Linked DNA regions of Homo sapiens: region 1 is linked to region 2. Evidence: chromatin loops called from intact Hi-C (ENCODE). Cell type or tissue: PC-3. All regions are shown on one strand. Links, peaks and the distances in the headings refer to the core of each region. The heading gives the core; the rest is flanking DNA.

What was found. Hi-C counts contacts between places; a loop is a spot of excess contacts. Peaks named below come from ENCODE experiments on the same cell type or tissue, not always from the same donor. Only the 100,000 strongest peaks of a DNase experiment are listed, where the experiment ranks them.
Region 1: a loop joins it to region 2, with 19 times the contacts of the local background. A loop is called at or near these places in 46 of 110 quality-filtered maps.

What each region holds. Positions count from the first base shown.
Region 1 is chr11:47,350,509-47,360,370 of GRCh38, forward strand. SPI1 (Spi-1 proto-oncogene) reads right to left here. Exons shown (of 5, transcript NM_003120.3): 3 at 9,345-9,532; 4 at 8,336-8,498; 5 at 4,352-5,038. The coding sequence ends at 4,719. MYBPC3 (myosin binding protein C3) reads right to left here and starts at 2,194. Exons shown (of 35, transcript NM_000256.3): 1 at 2,115-2,194; 2 at 731-997; 3 at 1-107. The coding sequence starts at 2,139. RefSeq lists enhancers at 1-837, 838-1,818. In PC-3, for the core only: a CTCF peak has its summit at 4,902 (motif pointing left); a DNase peak (open chromatin) is centred at 4,903; H3K4me3 peaks cover 1,089 bases.
Region 2 is chr11:46,881,906-46,891,767 of GRCh38, forward strand. It overlaps LRP4 (LDL receptor related protein 4), which reads right to left. Exons shown (of 38, transcript NM_002334.4): 14 at 8,372-8,589; 15 at 8,039-8,215; 16 at 7,506-7,628; 17 at 4,420-4,628; 18 at 4,186-4,267; 19 at 1,966-2,071. Among named protein-coding and RNA genes, the nearest start is that of LRP4, 32 kb to the right of the region's middle. In PC-3, for the core only: a CTCF peak has its summit at 7,885 (motif pointing right); a DNase peak (open chromatin) is centred at 7,906.

The DNA of each region.
Region 1 (9,862 bases), core at 3,775-6,274, 470 kb after region 2:
ACTTGGGGCACTTTCTCCCAGCTCAGCGGCTGGGGCCGGGGCTTCTCCAGGGGCTCCAGTGGCCTCAGCAGGGGCAGGGGCAGGGGCCAGCATGGGCTCTGCCTTCTCTGGAGGGGATCAGATGGGAGTCGTGGTGCAGCCACTAACCAGAGACCCCTCCACCCTCTCTCTCCTGAGCATTGGACCCATGAGCCCGCTGTGGATGAGGAAAGTCTGCCATGGCTGTCCTCCCGCTGCCTGGGCCCCTCAGAGGCAGCTCATGCTGAGCTGGAGAGCCAGCCTGCCTCTCACATTCTCCTCCCCGTCCCAGGCCATCAGTTCCCATGTCCTCTGCATCTGCCCTGAACAGCTCCAGGTCCATCCCTGCTCTGCCCCAGCCTTAGAGCAGCCCCTCAGACTGGGCTGCACTCCCCTCATCCACAGCTCCTGGGGCTTCCCGGCCGTCTGTGCAGGGTCATCTCCCCAGGGAGGTCTGCAGGGGGAGAGTGGGGTTGTGTCTTGTTCATCTCTCCCACCTACCCCATGGCTGGAACAAGCCAGGATGGCACATGGGGGTACTCAGAGAGGTCATGTGCAGAAAAGGGGGAAAGGGCGTTCCTGGCGGGGGGCACAGCCACAGCAAAGGCAAGAAAGTGTGAAAGCACCTCCTGTTCCCTGGATGGATGGAGAGTCGCTGGGCTGCCCCTCCCCCAGCAGCCCAAACCTCAGGGAAGGCTGATCAGGATCTTACCTGCCTCTATGACCTTGAGGTCGAACTTGACCTTGGAGGAGCCAGCAATGACTGCGTAAGATCCCTGGTCGGCAGGGCCCACTTCCCGCACTGTCAGCGTATGCCGTGTGCCCTCTGTGGCCAGGCCGTACTTGTTGCTGGCGCTGATGTCACTGCCTCCGCGCTGCCAGCGCACCTTCACTCCTGCCCGCTCTGTCTCGGCCTCGAACACGGCAGGGCTGCCTGCGGCCACTTCCACTGACCGTGGCTTCTTGCTAAAAGCTGAGACTGAAGGGCCAGGTGGAGGCTACAGCGGCCCCTGGTTGGAGCGTGCACCCCGCCCCTGCAGCCCCTCTCAGTAAATACTGTGCTAGCACTTTCTATGCATCCCCTCACGTAATACTCTACCAGTTCTCTGAGGTAGTTGCAGTTATTCTGTTCATTTCTCAGAGGAGGACACTGAGGCTCAGAGAAGCTAAGCGGCTCCTCCAAGATCACACAGCTAGCAGTCGGGAGAGCCAGGGCTGTGGTCCTGACCTCCCAACAAGACTTTTTCTGCATGTGTCCACTTTCCCTGCTTGGAGACACCCGTGATGAACCCAGCTCCCTTTCCCCCAACCATTTCGGGCCCTTGGCAGGGGGCGGGGAAGTCTGCCTACTTGGAATGTGGCCAAATTTGTCCTCCAAGGACCTCAGGCTGGGTATCAGCAACTGAGATAAAGCTGGCCTGGGAGGGCGCTGGGGGATGGGGACCTGGATCTCTGCCCTGGACAACCTTCATAAGGGCACAGCCCAGGCCCAGGTCCCTGGGCTGTGATTTTCCCTGCCCTTGGCCTGGGTTCAGGGGCTCCTGACTGTCCTCTCTCAGAGAAGAGGGGCTGTGTCACCCTCAACATGGGGGCCACACCGTACAGGCTCATGAAGCAGATAATGTCACAGCCAGGAGGAACCAACCCAATGCCACCACCACCCCCGGCACCCCAGGTTGGGAGACTGAGACCCATAGTGGGTAGAGACTGGTCTGAAGGCATGCCGTGAGCCTGGCTCAGCTCCATACTAAACGTGGGCTCTGTCCGCGGGGAACCTTGCTGTGGAAGGTGAAGGCAATGGGACAGGGAAGGGGTCCCTTTGCATTCTCAGAATGGGTTGACCCCGGGTGCTTCCTGTCTTGGCTGTGTCCCCTCTCTGCGTCCCTGACCTTGGGTTTACCTTCACCTCTCATCAGAGGGATGGGAAAAAGAAACCGAGAATCAAAAAAGGACCCTGGAGGACTGGCTGCCCCTGTCCTGGGGCTCAGAGGCCACGTCCTCGTCAACCCCCTCAAGAACTCCCTCCTAGCCCTGCTCCCCAATTGTAGACACCCCCCTGCTCCCACACTTAGACCCAACCCCAGTCCTAAAGCTACCTGGCTTCTTCCCCGGCTCAGGCATCCTGAGAGACGTCACACCAGGCACGAAGCAGGCACAGGTCACCCAAAGAGGGACTGAGTGGGGTCCTGTCCTTCCCACTATATATGGGGACCTCCCCCCTCCCCAGGCTCTGCTTATCTGCCTCCTGTCCAGCCACCTGCTAAATATAGATGAATTCCAGAGAGCTGAGGTCTCTCCAGGGAGAAGGTAGGGCCACATTGTCCCTGGCTGGCTCCTGTCCCTTCCCCCCTCACCCCCCGCAGCACAATTCTGCCTCCCCAACCTTTGGCAAGCCTCAGGGGTACTCCAAGCCCCGTGTGTGTCCCTCTTACAGCAAATTGTACGGTGGGAGCATGCTGGGCCCATAACCCTAAGGCTAACGGGTCAGGAGCATCCTCGCAGGCAGTTCAGGCAGTGGTCATGTCCACAGACCCTGGGGCCAGGGTGTCTCTGAGTCCTAGCACTGCCATCTCTTTAATCTCAAAGCACCTGGTTTCCTCATCTGTAAAGCGGGGTGGGTGAAAGCAGCACCCACTGCACAGGATTGTCACACGTATGAAGTGGGTTTATAATTTTAAAAATGTTAGGCCGGGTGTGGTGGCTCATCTGTAATCCCAGCACTTTGGGAGGCCGAGGCAGGCAGATTATTTGAGGCCAGGAGTTTGAGACCAGCCTGGGCAACATGGCAAAACCCCATCTCTACTAAAAAAATAAAAAATAAAATAAATACACACACACACACAAATTAGCCAGGTGTGGTGGTGTGGACCTGTAGTATCAGCTACCCAGGAGGCTGAGGTGGGAGGATCGCTTGAGTCCAAGGAGTTCCGGGCTGCAGTGAGCCAAAATCGCACCACTGCACTGCAGCCTGGGTGACAGAGTGATAATAATAATAAAAATATTATTTATTATTATTTTTTATTATTAATATCTCAAAGAATAATAATAAAAAAATAAAAATGGGCTGGGCGAAGTGGCTCACACCTGTAATCCCAGCACTTTGGGAGGCTGAGGCGGGCAGATCACTTGAGCTCAGGAGTTCGAGACCAGCCTGGGCAACATGATGAAACCCCATCTGTACAAAAAATACAAAAATCAGTCAGGCATGTGACGCACACCTGTAGTCCCAGATGCTCGGGAGGCTGAGGCAGGAGAATCACTTGAGCCCGGGGGGTCAGGGCTGCAGTGAGCCATGTTCGTGCCACTGCACTCCAGCCTGGGCAACAAAGTAAGACCCTGTCTCAAAAAAAAAAAAATAAAAATAGAAGAATGAAGACACAACACCATTTTGCCTTCTCTTGTGGCCCTGCAGTAGGACTAGGGAGCTGCAGGGTTGGGCTGCAGTGAGCCCTCTGGGGTTGAGGAGGTGTGGGGCGGGTATTTGTCCCTACGATAATGGCCCCAGAATCTGGGTTCCCTAAGGTCTTTGACAGCGTTGGGAAGTCCCTCACTCCCAGGCTGTCTACTGCCACTACTTGCTACCGTCTGGAGGAAAACACAGGACTTACAGGCTTCTCCGCTCAGCTTGGTCTGTTTCTCCCCTGCTGTGGCTAGGAGCTAGAAAGCAAATAGAACCTGGGGGTCCCACCAGGGATTCACTTGGGTCTAAAGTCCTGCTGGGCGTGCAGCTCGTGAGAACCCTTTGCGGCCCACAGGAGCTTTGGGGCTTAATTCCTGTCCTCGGAATGCTGAAGAGTATCCTCTTCCAGATAAGCAAGGCCTCCCACTCCATGTTGACGTGTCGGGACAGACCTGGAGTGTGATCCAACTTGGCCACTCAACGGCTGTGACCTTGGGGAAATAATTTGACCTCTACAAGCCTCAGTTTCCCATTCTATAAAATGGAGTGATATTAGACTCCACATCTCAAGGTTGGCAGATACTAATTGACCAGAATATCAAATGTTGTTGCTGGTCATGGTCATCATCATCATCATCATCATCATCATGAGTTCAAACCTCATCAAGGCTTAAAAACAACAACTATCAGGAGTAGAGAGCTTTTAAATAGGATCTGCTCTCCTAATCACAATTGAGGACTTGTTCTTTCCACCAAACTCTAACTCCTGTTCAGGCGCTCTGTGTCATTGGTCCTCATGTTCCCAGGGTCCAGCATTGGGTACAGTCCTCGGTAAACACCCGATGGACAAATGACAAAAAGAGACGTCGCAGCACACAGGGGCCAAAAGAGATACACAACAAATTTTAAAAGAGACTCTGTGCTGCAAGAGGATGGATTGAGAATAACTTTACTTGTTTTTTGGGAGGAGGTTAATGGGTGGGAGGGGTGAGAGGGGAGATCTGATTTACATACGGACTTGAGACTCCCAAGGCAGTACCCCGGGTCGTCCTCTGCAAGGTTGCCCCGGTGGGGTCTGACGCCCAGCTGGCGTCCGGGAGCCGGGGTGGAGTCCTGGAGGGAGGCGAAGCGGGATGTGGAGGGGGCCTGGAGTGGGGGGAGGGGGCGGGTGAGGCGAGGCCCGGCCCGCCACAGTCCTGCCTCTGGGCCCCGGGAGCGTCCTCCCTGTGTCCGGGCCGGGCGAGGGCTTAATGCTATGGCCAGCGGGGAGGCCTGGCGGGGCCCGGCGGGGGCTGCGGGCTCAGTGGGGCGGGTGGCGCCGCTCGGCCAGGCCCCCGCGGCCCAGCACTTCGCCGCTGAACTGGTAGGTGAGCTTCTTCTTCACCTTCTTGACCTCGCCCGTCTTGCCGTAGTTGCGCAGCGCGCGCGCCATCTTCTGGTAGGTCATCTTCTTGCGGTTGCCCTTCTGGATGCCCCAGCGGTGCGCCAGCGCCTCCTTGTGCTTGGACGAGAACTGGAAGGTGCCCTTGTCCTTGTCCACCCACCAGATGCTGTCCTTCATGTCGCCGCTGCGGAGCAGGTCCAACAGGAACTGGTACAGGCGGATCTTCTTCTTGCTGCCTGCGGGGGGGAGGGCCCGGTGGGAGGGGGCCCGGGGCCCACATGGGAGCCGCCCCCACCGCCTTGCGTACGCACAGGGGCCCGGGGACGGGGTGGCCGGGAAGGGCAGGGGAACGGCTGCCCCAGCCCGCGCCGGGCGTGCATACACAACGCACCCACACTCACACACACACACATGCTTGCGCACACACAGGCGTTCACACACACCCACTCACACCCACGCACTCACCCCCCCCACGCGCACACACTCGCACCCACACAGTGCACCAAGTACACACACATGCTCACATCCACATAACGCACCCACACCTCCTTACACATGCTCACACATCACGCCCACACCCACTCACACACGTGCTCACACAACGCACCTTCTCACACCCACTCACACTCATGCTTAAACACAATGCAACCACTCACTCATGCTCACACCCACACACGCTCACACGTACAATGTATCTGATCACACACATGCTGTCACACACATGCACACACAATGCACGTGCTCACAGACTCACACCCACATGCTCACACACATGCTTGTGCAATGCACCCAAACGCCAGATTGCACCCACACCCACCCACTTGCACATTCACACCCACATCTGCCCTCACACACTGTCACTTTCTCACACACCCACACAATGCACCAGCTCACACTCACACACATGCTCACACACTCATTCACTAACATGCCCCCACACACTGGCACCCACACGACACACCCACTCACATGCTTGCACCCACCCACATGTTCAAACCCACACTGCATCTGCTTACACATTCACAACCCACTCACACACACCTGGTCACACCCACTCATGCTCACACCTCATTCACACCCACTCACATGCACACTCACACCCACCCAATGCACCCACTCACACACATGCACACACACTCAGACCCACTTACTGCCCCCACACACGGTCACACCCAATGCACCTTCTCACACTCATATGCCCACTCACACCTGCTCACACACACCTCACACCAGGTTCACACACTCATGTTCACACACCTGCTCATACACCTCACACCAGGTCTCATAATCACACCTGCTTATACTTGCTTACACATGCTTGCACAAACACACCTGCTTACACATCTTACACTGCTCACCCTCACACCTTACATTGCTCACCCTTGCACACACATGCCCCTGCTCACACACACATGCTTACACCACACCATTCACTCACACATATCCACTCACATATGATCGCACCTACCCACACCTCACACACACTTGCACGCACACACCTGCTTACACACATCTCACGTTACTCAGCCCCACACGCACACACCTGCTCACACACATCTCACATTACTCAGCTACACACACACGCCCCTGCTCACACACTTGTGCTCACACACCTCACACCATTCACTCACGCACACACCCACTCACACATGCTCACGTCTGCTCACACACATGCTCACCTATCCATACACACACTTCCTCACACACCTCACACCAAGTCTCACACACACTTATGCTTACAAACTCATGCTCACACACATGCTAACACTTCACACATGCTAACACCTCACACATTCACACCCACTCACATGCTCACACCTCACACATGCTCACACCTCATACCTCACACACATGCTCACATCTCACACCCACTCACACACACCTGCCCACACATATCTGCACACACACATGCTCACACATATGCTCACACATCACACATACCTGCTCACATACATGCTCACACCTCACAGCTGCTCACTTATCACTCACACGCTCACACCAGCTCTTTCACACCTCATTGACACCTGCTCACTCATATTTCACACCACTTACACTTGCACCTCACACCTGCTCACGCATGCACATACATTCTGCTCATGCATATCCACTTGCATGCTTACACGCCTGTTCACACACAACCACTCAGACACCTACTTGCACACTCAAATGCTCACACACATTCTGCTCTCACATCCACTCACAGCAGCTCACACTCATGCATGCTCACACACACCTGCTCTCACACTCACACATCACACCCATTCTCTTGTTTTTGAGATGGAGTTGCTCTTGTTGCCCAGGCTGGAGTGCAATGGCACGATCTCGGCTCACTGCAACCTCCACCTCCCGGGTTCAAGCAATTCTCCTGTCTCAGCCTTCCAAGTAGCTGGGATTACAGGCGTTCACCACCACGCCTGACTAATTTTTGTATTTTTAGTGGAGACGGGGTTTCGCCATGTTGGCCAGGCTGGTCTCGAACACCTGACCTCAGGTGATCCGCCTGCCTCAGCCTCCCAAAGTGCTGGGATACAGGCGTGAGCCACCACGCCCGGCCCACTCACACCCATTCATGCTCACACACTCATTCACACACCTGCTTTCACACATACACATACCTGTTCACACACATGCACACCTGCTCACACACGCAGGTGCTTAAGCACGTCCTCACCCCCCACACACACCTGCTCACACATGGGAACACACACATGCTTACACATGTTAAAACACATATCCACTCACATACATGCACAGACCTGCTCACATATACACATACATGCTCACACACCCCAGCTCACACCTTCCTGCTCACACACACCTGCTTACATACACCCTCAAACATGTTCACACCCACTCACACATCCACTGACACACACCTATGCCCATTCACACACACTTATATCACACACATCCCTGCTTACATACACATTCACACATATACACTTGCTCACACACCTGCTGTCACACCCCCACTCACACATATCACTCACACATGCCTGCTTACAGCCACTCACATATACCATGCTCACATCCCTGCTCACACAGGCACACCCACACACTGCTGACACCCACTGACATCATACGTGCACAGCTGCTCACACGCACTGAAATACATTCATGTGTTGACAGACACACAAACATGGCCACACCCACTCTCAGCCACACCAGCTCTCACATTCACCTTCTCACACACCCACTCACACAGCCACTCGCACACATGCACCTGCCCGTACCTGTGCACACGCACCCTCTGCACACTTGCTCACACACACCCAGATGTACACACACTCATGGCACAGAGAGACACACACACCTGGCACACTTCATGGAGATGCCCGTATGCACTACACAGCAGATACACACACACAGAGACAGCCACAGACAGCCCCACAAAACACACACACTGGCAAACATGCACACACACACACACGCGACTCGGTGGCGTGGCTGCTGGGTCAGTTGGCCTGGCTGGGTGGGGGCAGGGCACAGACACGGCCAGGGTCGGGGCCAGGGTGGAGGGCCAGGTGCCCCACCTGTCTCCCCAGGCAGGAGCCCAGGCCCGGGCTCCAGGCCATCCGCCTCGCCGTCAGACACCTCCAGTGGGGGGCTCTGCCGCTCGCCCTCCTCCTCATCTGAGCTGGGCTGGGCTGGGGACAGGGATGGGTACTGGAGGCACATCCGGGGCAGGTAGGAGACCTGGACGGTGGGGGAAGGAGATCAGAGTCAGGAAGGGCCAGCTTACAGCTCAGGGGGGCTGGGAGGGAGGTCAGCTGGGGAGAGAAGGAGTGCAGAGGGCAGGGGACAATGGCAGGCACAGGAGACTGGAGGAAGAAGACCAGGGAAAAGGGGGGCCAGTTGAGGTGCTGCACATAGGGTGCAGGCTGTGGGGCGAGGGGTGCTGACATCCAGCCCACCCAGCCCTCCCAGCTGGGCCTCCTGGTTTAGGACTGTGGGCACCGGGGAAGTGGTGCCTTGTTCTCCTCCCTGCAGCGGTGCTGTGTGGACCCGCATTAGGCTGGGGTCAGAAGAGGGCATGCTAGGGACCGGTGCGTTGGGTCTGGAAGGGGGTTTCATAGGTGGGATGATGAGTGAGTGGAGGGACCCTGGAGGTCAGTAGGGGTGGTAGAGGTCAGCAGAGGTCACTGATCCGGGTTAGGGTCAGTAGGGAGGGTCACTGGGGAGAGGCAGGGTCAGTAGAGGTGTTCAGTGACTTGGTGTGGGATCCATGAGGGCTAGTGAATGGGGGTGGCAGACAGTGAGGCCCAGGAGGGCCCACAACAAGGCGTTGGGATGGGGAGGCTTGGTGAGGGTGCGAGAATTATCTGGGGTCTGTCCATACTCGGGGTGAGATGAGATAAGGGGTGTGGGGTCATGAGGTCACTTGGGGGGTCAGGCGGCAGCCGTTGGAGCTCCAGCCGCCGTTGGCACTGTGGGGCAGGAAGCTGAGTTGGGTAAGAGCCTGTGTCAGCTTCCTGTGAAGCTCCCGGGCCCCACCACAGGCCTGGCAGTCTCCTGGGGGACGGGGCAGGCGGTGGCATGCACCTGGTGGCCAAGACTGGGATGGGGTGGCACCATGGGGGTATCGAGGACGTGCATCTGCTCCAGCTCCATGTGGCGGTAGAGCTGCTGCAGCTGCGGGGGCTGCACGCTCTGGAGCTCCGTGAAGTTGTTCTCGGCGAAGCTCTCGAACTCGCTGTGCACGTGGTGGGGGTGGAAGTCCCAGTAATGGTCTGTGGGGGACAGCCAGGCAGTATGGGGTGAGCTCAGGGTTGGGCAGGGCAGGAAAAGGTTATAGTAACATTAAATAATACTGCCAGGCCATATGGGGCCTAACCATCTCGTTTAACCCTCGCCACCTGCATGGTTACTCTAGGCCTGCATTTTATAGATGAGGACACTGAGGCTTCGAGCGGCTACATAGCATGCCCAAGGTCAAAAGCATCCGGGTCACAGCCAGGACTCAGGGCTGAAGCAAAGCTCGTGTTCTCAGCAATTCCATCCTGATTCCTGTGCAGTCACACAGACCGAGCGTCTAATCCTGGCTCTGCCATTTACTTGCT
Region 2 (9,862 bases), core at 6,364-8,863:
GGGCAAAGGCAAGGCAAGGCAGGTCTTACAAGCTAGTTAATATCCAGCAGGGACTCAGAGTACCTAGGATTTCAGGGTTTCTGCCTGAAGCAGATCCTCATCAGCCTCAGCCTCCTGCATCAGTGTCCAGCCCAGCTCTGGGCTCAGCACTATCTCTGAATGCCTTGTCTTCTATTACTATCAAAAGGTACAGAGTCTTAATAAAAGCAGAGCCCACAGCTTAAGCAAAACTCCACAAATAAAGTGTACATGGGAATAAAGAAAGAGGAGGGGTGAAAATGAATAAGAAACATTTCCTTGGCCAGGCGCCATGGTTCATGCCTATAATCTCAGCACTTTGGGAGGCTGAGAGTATCACTTGAGCCCAGAAGTTTGAGACCAGCCTGGGCAACATAGTAGGATCCCATCTCTACCAAAAAAAAAGGGCCAGATATGGTGGTGCACATCTGTGGTCCCAGCTACTTGAGAGGCTGAGATAGGAGGATCATTTGAATCCAGGAGGTCAAGGCTGCAGTGAGCCATGACTGGGCCACTGCACTCCAGCCTGGGCAACAAGTGAGACTCTGTTTCAAAAAAAAAAGAAAAAAACAAAAAGAGAAATGTTTCTTGACTGGATGGGTTAAATAAGTTAACAGAACTCTATAAAACCAGTAAGAACAACATAGGCCAGGTGCAGTGGCTCACACCTGTAATCCCAACACTTTGGGAGGCTGAAGCAGGACGATTGCTTTAGCTCAGAAGTTTGACACCAGCCTAGACAACATAGCAAGACCCCATCTCTACAAAAAAAAACTGTAAAAATTAGCTAGGCATTGTGGTCTGTGCCTGCAGTCCCAGCTACTTGGGAGGCTGAGGCAGGAGGATTGCTTGAGCCCAGGAGGTTGAGGCTGCAGTGAGCCGTGATTTGCACCACTGCACTCCATCCTGGGCCACAGAGCAAGACCCTGTCTCAAAACAAACAAACAACAACAACAAAAACAAGGTAGATCTATACACTCAACTGGAAAGACACACAAGATATAAGGGCAAGCAGAAAAAAAGTCACAAAAAGTATGCTATTTTTGTAAAACCAAAACCATCACCACCAACAACAAATGTTTACATACATTTAGAAGAAAACCTGGAAAAAAATATCCTGAACTGTTAACTTATTGCTGGAGAGTGAGATCACAGAGAATTTTTACTTTCTACAGATTTAAATTTTTTTAACAATGAGTTACTTTTGCAAGTAAACCAACAATAAAAAAAAGATAAGGAAAGAAAGAATTGAAAAGTTTCCTTGTCCACAGAGAATACAAAGTTGTCACCAGCTGTTGGGAACAAGCCCCCCAAAATTTGGCCATAAACTGGCCCCCAAAACTGGCCATAAGCAAAATCTCTGCAGCACTGTGACATGTTCATGATGGCCATAACGCCCACACTGGAAGGTTGTGGGTTTACCCGAATGAGGGCAAGGAACACCTGGCCTGCCCAGGGCAGGAAAACTGCTTAAAGGCATTTTTAAGCCATAAACAATAGCATGAGCTATCTGTGCCTTAGGACATGCTCCTGCTGCATTTAACTAGCCCAACCTATTTCTTTAATTCGGCCCACCCCTTCATTTCCCATAAGGGATACTTTTAGTTAATATCTATAGAAACAATGCTAATGACTGGCTTGCTGTTAATAAATATGTGGGTAAATCTCTGTTGGGGGCTCTCAGTTCTGAAGGCTGTGAGACCCCTGATTTCTTACTTCACACCTCTATAGTTCTGTGTGTGTATCTTTAATTCCTCTAGCACCACTGGGTTAGGGTCTCCCCGACAGAGCTGGTCTTGGCAACCAGCCTCTGGTTTCTACAGCTGCTCTTGCTTCCTTGGGCATATCCATAAGATCTGGTCACTCTTCCTAATCTTTAGACTCCTCTCTGGAGCTCAGATCTTGGGAGGGGTGGATGGAGCTCATTCCCAAGGGGCAGCCACTCACCCGCCCATGGGTTCCACCACGATGTCCCGAGGACGATCAAGGTTCTCCCAGATGAGTACTGTTCTCATGCTGCCATCTGTGTTGGCTACTTCAATCCGGTCTGTACCTATCAAGAAGGGATACAGAGATTAATTCTAGTCTTGTTCATTCACCCTCTTACCTTCCATGGCCAACACAAGAGCCTGGTATGCGCCAGCAGAGCACAGAGTAGGGGCTCAAAAGATATTTTGTGACAGATGCACAACGGAAATTTAGTGACTTGAACTGCAAGAAGAAATTCAAGGATGTGATCAGTTGGATTTCTTGAAAGAGCAAGACTTCCCAAACATAGGCAACCATAATTTAAGGCGATGATTCTCAAACTTTAGTGTGCGTAAGAATCAGGAGAGCTTGTTAAAACACAGATTTCTGAACCTAACACCCAAAGATTTTTTTTAAAATAAAAATATTCAGCCGGGCGTGGTGGCTCACGCCTGTAATCCCAGCACTTTGAGAGGCCGAGGCAAGTGGATCATGAGGTCAGGAGTTCAAGACCAGCCTGACCAACATGGTAAAACCCCGTCTCTACTAAAAATACAAAAATTGGCCGGGCGCAGTGGCTCACACCTGTAATCCCAGCAGTTTGGGAGGCCGAGGCGGGTGGATCACGAGATTAGGAGATCGAGACCATCCTGGCTAACATGGTGAAACCCCGTCTCTACTAAAAAATACAAAAAATTAGCCAGGCGTCGTGGCGGGCACCTGTAGTCCCAGCTACTTGGGAGGCTGAGGCAGGAGAATGGCGTGAACCTGGGAGGCGGAGCTTGCAGTGAGCCGAGATCGTGCCACAGCACTCCAGCCTGGGGGACAGAGTGAGACTCCGTCTCAAAAAAAAAAAAAAAAAAAAAAAAATTAGCTGGGTGTGGTAGTGCACGCCTGTAATCCCAGCTACTCGGGAGGCTGAGGCAGAAGAATCCTTTGAACCCAGGGAGGTGGAGGTTGCAGTGAGCTGAGATTGCGCCGCTGCACTCCAGCCTGGGCAGCAGAGCGAGACTCCATCTCAAAATTTAAAAAAGAAAAAAAAATTCTAGTCCATTTCATGCTCACTAACCCCCAAAGATTCTGATTCAGTAAGTCTTGACTTTTGTTTTTTGGAGACAGGCTCTTGCTCTGTTGCCTAGATTGGCATGCAGTGGTGTGATCATGGCTCACTGCAGCCTTGAACTCCCGGATTCAAGCAATCCTCCCACTTCAGCCTCCCAAGTAGCTGGGACTACAGGTATGTGCCATTACACCAGGCTAATTAAAAAAAAAAATTGGGGATGTGTGTATGCGTGTGGGGGTCTTGCTATATTTCCCAGGCTGATCTTGAACTCCTAAGCTCAAGAGATCTTGCCCTGGTCCCCCAAAGCGCTAGGATTATAGGTGTGAGCCACCATGCCCAGCCCTGATTCAGTAAGTCTAGGGTGGGGCCCAAGAATCTGCATGTCCAACAACTTCCCAGATGATGCTGATGCTGCCACGCAGAGGAGGCAAGGTTGTCATCAGCCTCTGTGGTCCAGCAACCACGCTCTGAGTAGCACTTGTTCAGGGTATCCCCTTGCCTCCCAAACCCACCTGGCTAATTAAAAATGCCTGATTTGGCTAGGCGCGGTGGCTCACACCTGTAATCCCAGCACTTTGGGAGGCTAAGGCGGGTGGATCACCAGGTCAGGAGATCAAGACCATCCTGGCCAACATGGTGAAACCCCGTCTCTACTAAAATACAAAAACTTAGCCGGGCATGGTGGTGCACGCCTGTAGTCCCAGCTACTTGGGAGGCTGAGGCAGGAGAAAACAGCATGAACCCGGGAGGCGGAGCTTGCAGTGAGCCGAGATCGCACCACTGCACTCCAGCCTGGCGACAGAGCAAGACTCCGCCTCAAAAAAAAAAAAAAAAAAAGGCTGATTTACCCAGAAAGCGATGGAAAGAAAACAAGGCATAGGTTCATGATCTGAAATGCCTTAAAACACTCCCCAGCATCAGCTACACAGCAGAAGCAGCTGCCACAATGTGAGCTTCTCACGTGGGAGCTTCTCACTTCGGCTCTGCAGCAGCCCTCCGGCTTCTGACCTACCAAGGACTTGAAGTGAAGACAGAAGTGGTCCAGGAGAGACACTGGGCTCCTTCTATCTGAGGCCAGGGTTTTAAACAAGAGGAATCCCAGGGAGCCAGGCAGGCCACGGCTCCCCTATGCATACCTGCATCTGTCCAGTACAGTTTGTTGGTGACCCAATCAATGGCCAGGCCAGCTGGGCTCTCCAAACTGGTATCCACTACCACCTGGGCAGGAAGCAAAGCTGTATCACCAACTGTACTTCCACTCTAGTTCTGGAGCCCAAACTCCACCAATTCTCAAGGTTGGCAAAGGTATGGGAAGCCCTTCCCTGGAGAGGGTGGATTCCACCCTTCAACCTCCCCACGCTGGGCCCTACCTCCTGTCCTGTTCCATCCCACTTGGCCCTGCTGATGGTATCAGTGCTGACATCTGTCCAGTACACGTGGTCATCCCGGGAGTCCCAGTCAAGGGCCACAGCACTGCGCACGTCAGCCAGTGGGATGACATCATCAGACAGGTCCTCTGTGTCAAAGCTGATTCGACGGATGTCCATCCTTCGGGCAAAAAGCAGGAACTTGTCAAGACCTGATCAAAGGCCGAAAGGGGTCTTCTTTTAATGCTCTAAATCCAAGAACAGTGACAGACACAGACGCTCACCTGCGTGACATCTGGTTCAATCACACTTCCTGGGATCTGGTGCCCTTTGCCCCCTATACTTTATACCTCAGGCTTCTTTTAAGCACTGCCATGCTAGCAGAATCAGACTTCTAAATCAAATGGAAACAGACTCTACTAAGGTCCCAGAAGTGCATGCTGTTTAAGCATCTGTCGGCTTCATCTCAACTTTTCTCTCTTCTTACTTTTCTCCACCTCTTCTGGTGTCCTGGCTTGCCCACTGCCAACCCCTGACCCCTACTTCCCTGATGTTCATGACTGTGTCAGGGCTCCTGCCCCTCCACTCCATCACCTGGATCCCTTCCTCTTGCTCTCCTCTTTACAACTTTAAGCCAGTAGCTTAAGCTGAGCACTTTCCTTGCCAGGCACTGTGCTTGGTGCTTTTTTGATCTCACACCAAGCCTCTCTCGTGTGTTATTCTTATTCCCATTTTCTAGACGAGCAACCCTGAGGCTAATAGAGATCAAGAAACTTGCCCAGGATCCCATGGCTACAAAGCACCAGAGCTAGGACTCAGATCTGACTCCAGAGAAAGAGCTCTGGCCACTCCTCTACGTAGTTTACTTCCAGCCAGCTCTTCCCCATCCTCTGCCTTTCCTCTGGTCAGTCTGAATACTTTCTCAGTAGACTTTTCTATCCAGAAAGGCACTTCCTGACTAATGTTGCCAAATGTCTTCTTCCTAGGGCTGGGAAATCCTTAAGGGGAAGCTGTCAGGGGACAGGGGGCTTTACTTCTTGCATCTCACTAAGACAACAGGGGAAGCGCTGGACACAAAAGAATGCAAGAGGAAAGGGCCAGGCATGGTGGCTCATGCCTGTAATCCCAGCACTTTGAGGGGCTGAGGTGGGGTCATTGCTTGGGCTCAGGAGTTTGAGACCAGCCTGAGCAACATAGTGGAACCCCGTCTCTACTAAAAATACAAAATTCACTGGGCACAGTGGCTCACGCCTGTAATCCCAGCACTTTGGGAGGCTGAGGTGGATAGATCACGAGATCAGGAGTTTGAGACCAGCCTGGCCAACATAGTGAAACCTCATCTCTACTAAAAATACAAAAATTAGCCAGGCATGGTGGCAGGTGCCTGTAATCTCAGCTACTTGGGAGCCCAAAGCAGAAGAATCGCTTGAACCAGGGAGGTGGAGGTTACAATGAGCCGAGATCATGCCGCCACACTCCAGCCTGGGTGACAGAGTGAGACTCTGTCTCAAAAACAAAACAAACAAACAAAAAACTCCACAAAATTCGCCAGGTGTGACAGTGTATGCCTGTAGTCCCAGCTACTTAGGGGGCTGGGGCGGGAGGCTTGCTTAAGCCCAGGAAGTCGAAGCTGCAGTGAGCACTGTTTACACCACTGCACTCCAGCCTAGGTGACAGAGCAAGACCCTGTCTCAAAAAAAAAAAAAAAAAAAAAAAAAAAGGCCGGGGGCGGTGGCTTATGCCTGTAATCCCAACACTTTGGAAGGCAGAGGCGGGCAGGTCATGAGGTCAGGAGTTCAAGACCAGCCTGACCAACATGGTGAAACCTCATCTCTACTAAAAATACAAAAATTAGCTGGGTGTGGTAGTGCACACTTATAATCCCCGCTACTCAGGAGGCTGAGGCAGGAGAAGCACTTGAACCCGGGAGGCGGACAAAAAAAAAAAAAATGCCAGGCACAGTGGCTCATGCCTGTAATGCCAGCACTTTGGGAGGCTGAGGTGGGTGGATCACCTGAGGTCAGGAGTTCGAGACCAGCCAGACCAACATGGAGAAACCCCGTCCCTACTAAAAATACAAAATTAGCCAGGTGTGGTGGCGCATGCTTGTAATCCCAGCTATTCAGGAAGCTAAGGCAGGAGAATAGCTTGAACCTGGGAAGTGGAGGTTGTGGTGAGCCGAGACTGTGCCATTGTACTCCAGCCTGGACAAGAGCAAAACTGTCTCAAAAAAAAAAAAAAAAAAAAAAAAAGAATGCAAGGGGAAAACTCAGAGAATGAAATTAGGTTCTTAGTTAATATGTGTATGAATGAAACTTTTGAATGTTTTCCCTAACCACACTCTCTAGAAAGGACCCAGGTCCCAGGAGAATTTTATTTTACCCAGATTTCAGAGGGTCAGTGGGGTACACAGCAGTAAACAAGAACAGCTGCTGATGTGTGAGGAATCACCCCAGGTGCCCTGCTGGTCGTGCCATATGCCCGGACCGCTCCTCTCTGGACTATTCTTAGAAAAAGTCATCGTGTGCTGGGCTCTCCAGGGTTACCCTCTCAAAACAATAACTCCTAAGGAGCCCAAAGGAAGCCAAAGTAGCAGTTCAGGGACAGACCAGGGAAGATCCCATGATCTTCCACTTGTTTAACACATATTTATCCAGGACCCGCTTACACAGAACATCATCAGAGATTCTAATTTTGGCTTCCTGGTTTAAGGGCCGAAAGAAAGTCTTCAACAGGGTGACGCTAAAGGTAAAAAGGTAGGAAATCATTCCCCTGTTTTCTAGAAGAGCATAAAACCCTCTTGCTGCCTATAGAGAAGGCAATCCTGCCTGGTAAAATGATACATGAGCCTCACTGCAGGTGTTCACACTCGACCGGGCGGTATTGCTGAGCCTTCAGCCACTAGTGCTGGGTCCTCAGTCCTCAGCTTTGATAGAAGATCCCTCAGCCTCTTAAGTTCTTCCTCTCCAGGGCTCCCTGAGGAATGTGGTTTTTCCCATGACAGGCAATCCCTCCACGTCCTATCCCTTGTTCCTTCTCCCCATCCTCACAACAGCCTCCATGGAGGCTGGTGTTGCAGACCCACTTACTCTGGGCACAGGCGTGGCTGCTGATCTTGCGGAAGCCAGTGGGGCAGGCACAGGTGTAGTTCTGGCCACTGGGCAGACACAGGTGCGTGCAGCCTCCGTTGTTGTCCCCACAGCGGTTTTTCCCTGCTCAAAGAGCCCAGGGCAAGAGGATCAGCGAAGGTCTGCAAAAGTGACCCCAAGACTAGGGAATAGGGGTTTAGGTAGGGTGATAGTTCCCTGAAGGGAGAAACTATGTCTTATATTTTTGACATCTGCCCCTGCTGCTAGCACAGTGAGTACCCGGCACAGAGGAGATGCCCTGTAAATGTCTGCCTGAATTAGATGGGAACGGTGAAGTCTAATGAATCTTTTCGTGAATCTTGTTGTACTGCCCCGAATGTCCAGCAGAGGGAGGAATTAGCCCATGTCAGTGCCCTGCTGGATTTCCCCATCAGAAGAAATGGCAACTCTAAGGGGAAGGAAGGTTCTCAGAGGCACCAGAGGCCACCTCAACCATGAGGCTACTTTGGCTCACCCGGTGGGCAGTTTTTTACCTGCAGGTTGGCGCTGGGGGTGCAAGGTGTGGATGTCCATAGGGAAGTGGAGTTTGTTGCGAATGATTTCCTGGTTCTTCCCCGTAAATTTGTTAGCGCTATTGATGCTCTTGGTGTGCCAGTCTGTCCAGTACAGGCTGTCTTCAAACACTGTGATGGCGAAGGGATGCGGGAGGCCTGGGGAAAGTCCAGGAAGACCTCAGTCTGGACGTGGTCTGCCATGTCCCCTGGGCCCAGGCCTGGCAACTACACAAAACCTCTACCAAGGCTCCTGGGGGGCAGGGACGGGGGCAGGAGGACAAGAGATGAAGGAGACTGAAGGAAGGGGCTCACCCTGGCTAATGACAGCCTTACGGTGACTCCCATCCAGATTGGCCCTCTCGATGACATGGTGCTTAGCATCCACCCAGTACATACGGCGCCCGGCATAGTCGATGGTGAGGCCATTGGGCCAGAAGAGATGGGTATCGGCAATGATGCGGCGTCCAGAGCCATCCATGCTGGAGGCCTCAATACGGGGGGTGTTGCCCCAGTCTGTCCAGTAAATGGTACTAGGAAGAGAAAAGTAAATTGGGAAGTGGGCAGCAGAAAACAGGTAGGTAACCAGGAGAATAATCAGGTAGGGCGCTTTTATCCATTTAACTCAGGGGACTCCAATGTTTGGTCCACAGAATGAATTTTTTTTTTAGACGGGGTCTCATTTTGTCACCCAGGCTGGAGGGCAGGTGAGATTACAGCTCACTGCGGCCTCAATCTCCTGGGCTCAGAAGGCCTCCCACTTCAGCCTTCTGAGCAGCTAGTATCGCTACACCTAACTAATTTTTTTTTGTAGTAGAGATGAGGTCTTGCTATGTTACCCAAGCTGGTCTCAAACTCCTGAGCTCAAGCAATCCTCCTGCTTTGTCCTTTCAAAGTACTGGGATTATAGGCATGAGTCACCATGCCCAGCCTCAGAATGCTTTTTAAGTGTCTGAGTTTAAATGTCTTTAGACAGGGCATTTATTCATTTAATAATTTTTTTTTTCATACTGGCAACAGGCAGGACATACTATCTTAGGCACTGGAAATCTAGCAGTGAACAAAACAGACAAAAGTCTCACAGAATTGACAATATAATGTAATATTAGGACAGGCACTTTCTTCTTTGTCACAATCTCTTCCACTGCCTTTTGTATTTTATTTTCTTTTATTTTTGAGACTCGCTCTGTTGCCCAGGCTGGAATGCAGTGGCACGATTTCAGCTCACTGCAACCTCCACCTCCTGGACCCAAGTGATTCTCCTGCCTCAGCCTCCCAAGTAGCTGGAATTACAGGCACCCGCCACCATGCCCAGCTAATTTTTGTATTTTTAGTAGAGATGGGGTTTCACCATGTTGGCCAGGCTGGTCTCAAACTCCTGACCCCAAGTGATCCACCTGCCTCGGCCTCCCAAAGTGCTGGGGTTACAAGCTTGAGTCACCATGCCCGGCTCCTTTTGTATTTTATACACACACACACACACACACACACACACACACACACAGACACACACACATACACACACACAGTTTCTAAAACAGTTGATACATACTGTAGGACCTTATAAGATACTCCCTCCATTGATTGCATAGAATTTTTAAAAGCCAGAGGTGAGAACTTCATTTCAGGAGTTTTTCTTTAATTCAGATTTCTGAATTTTAAATTTAATTTTTTTTGAGACAGAGTCTCACTCTGTCATCCAGGAGTGCAGTGCCATAATCATGGCTCACTGCAGCCTCGAACTCCAGGGCTCAGGTGATCCTCCTACCTCAGCCTCCTGTGTAGTTGGGACTACAGGCATGCATC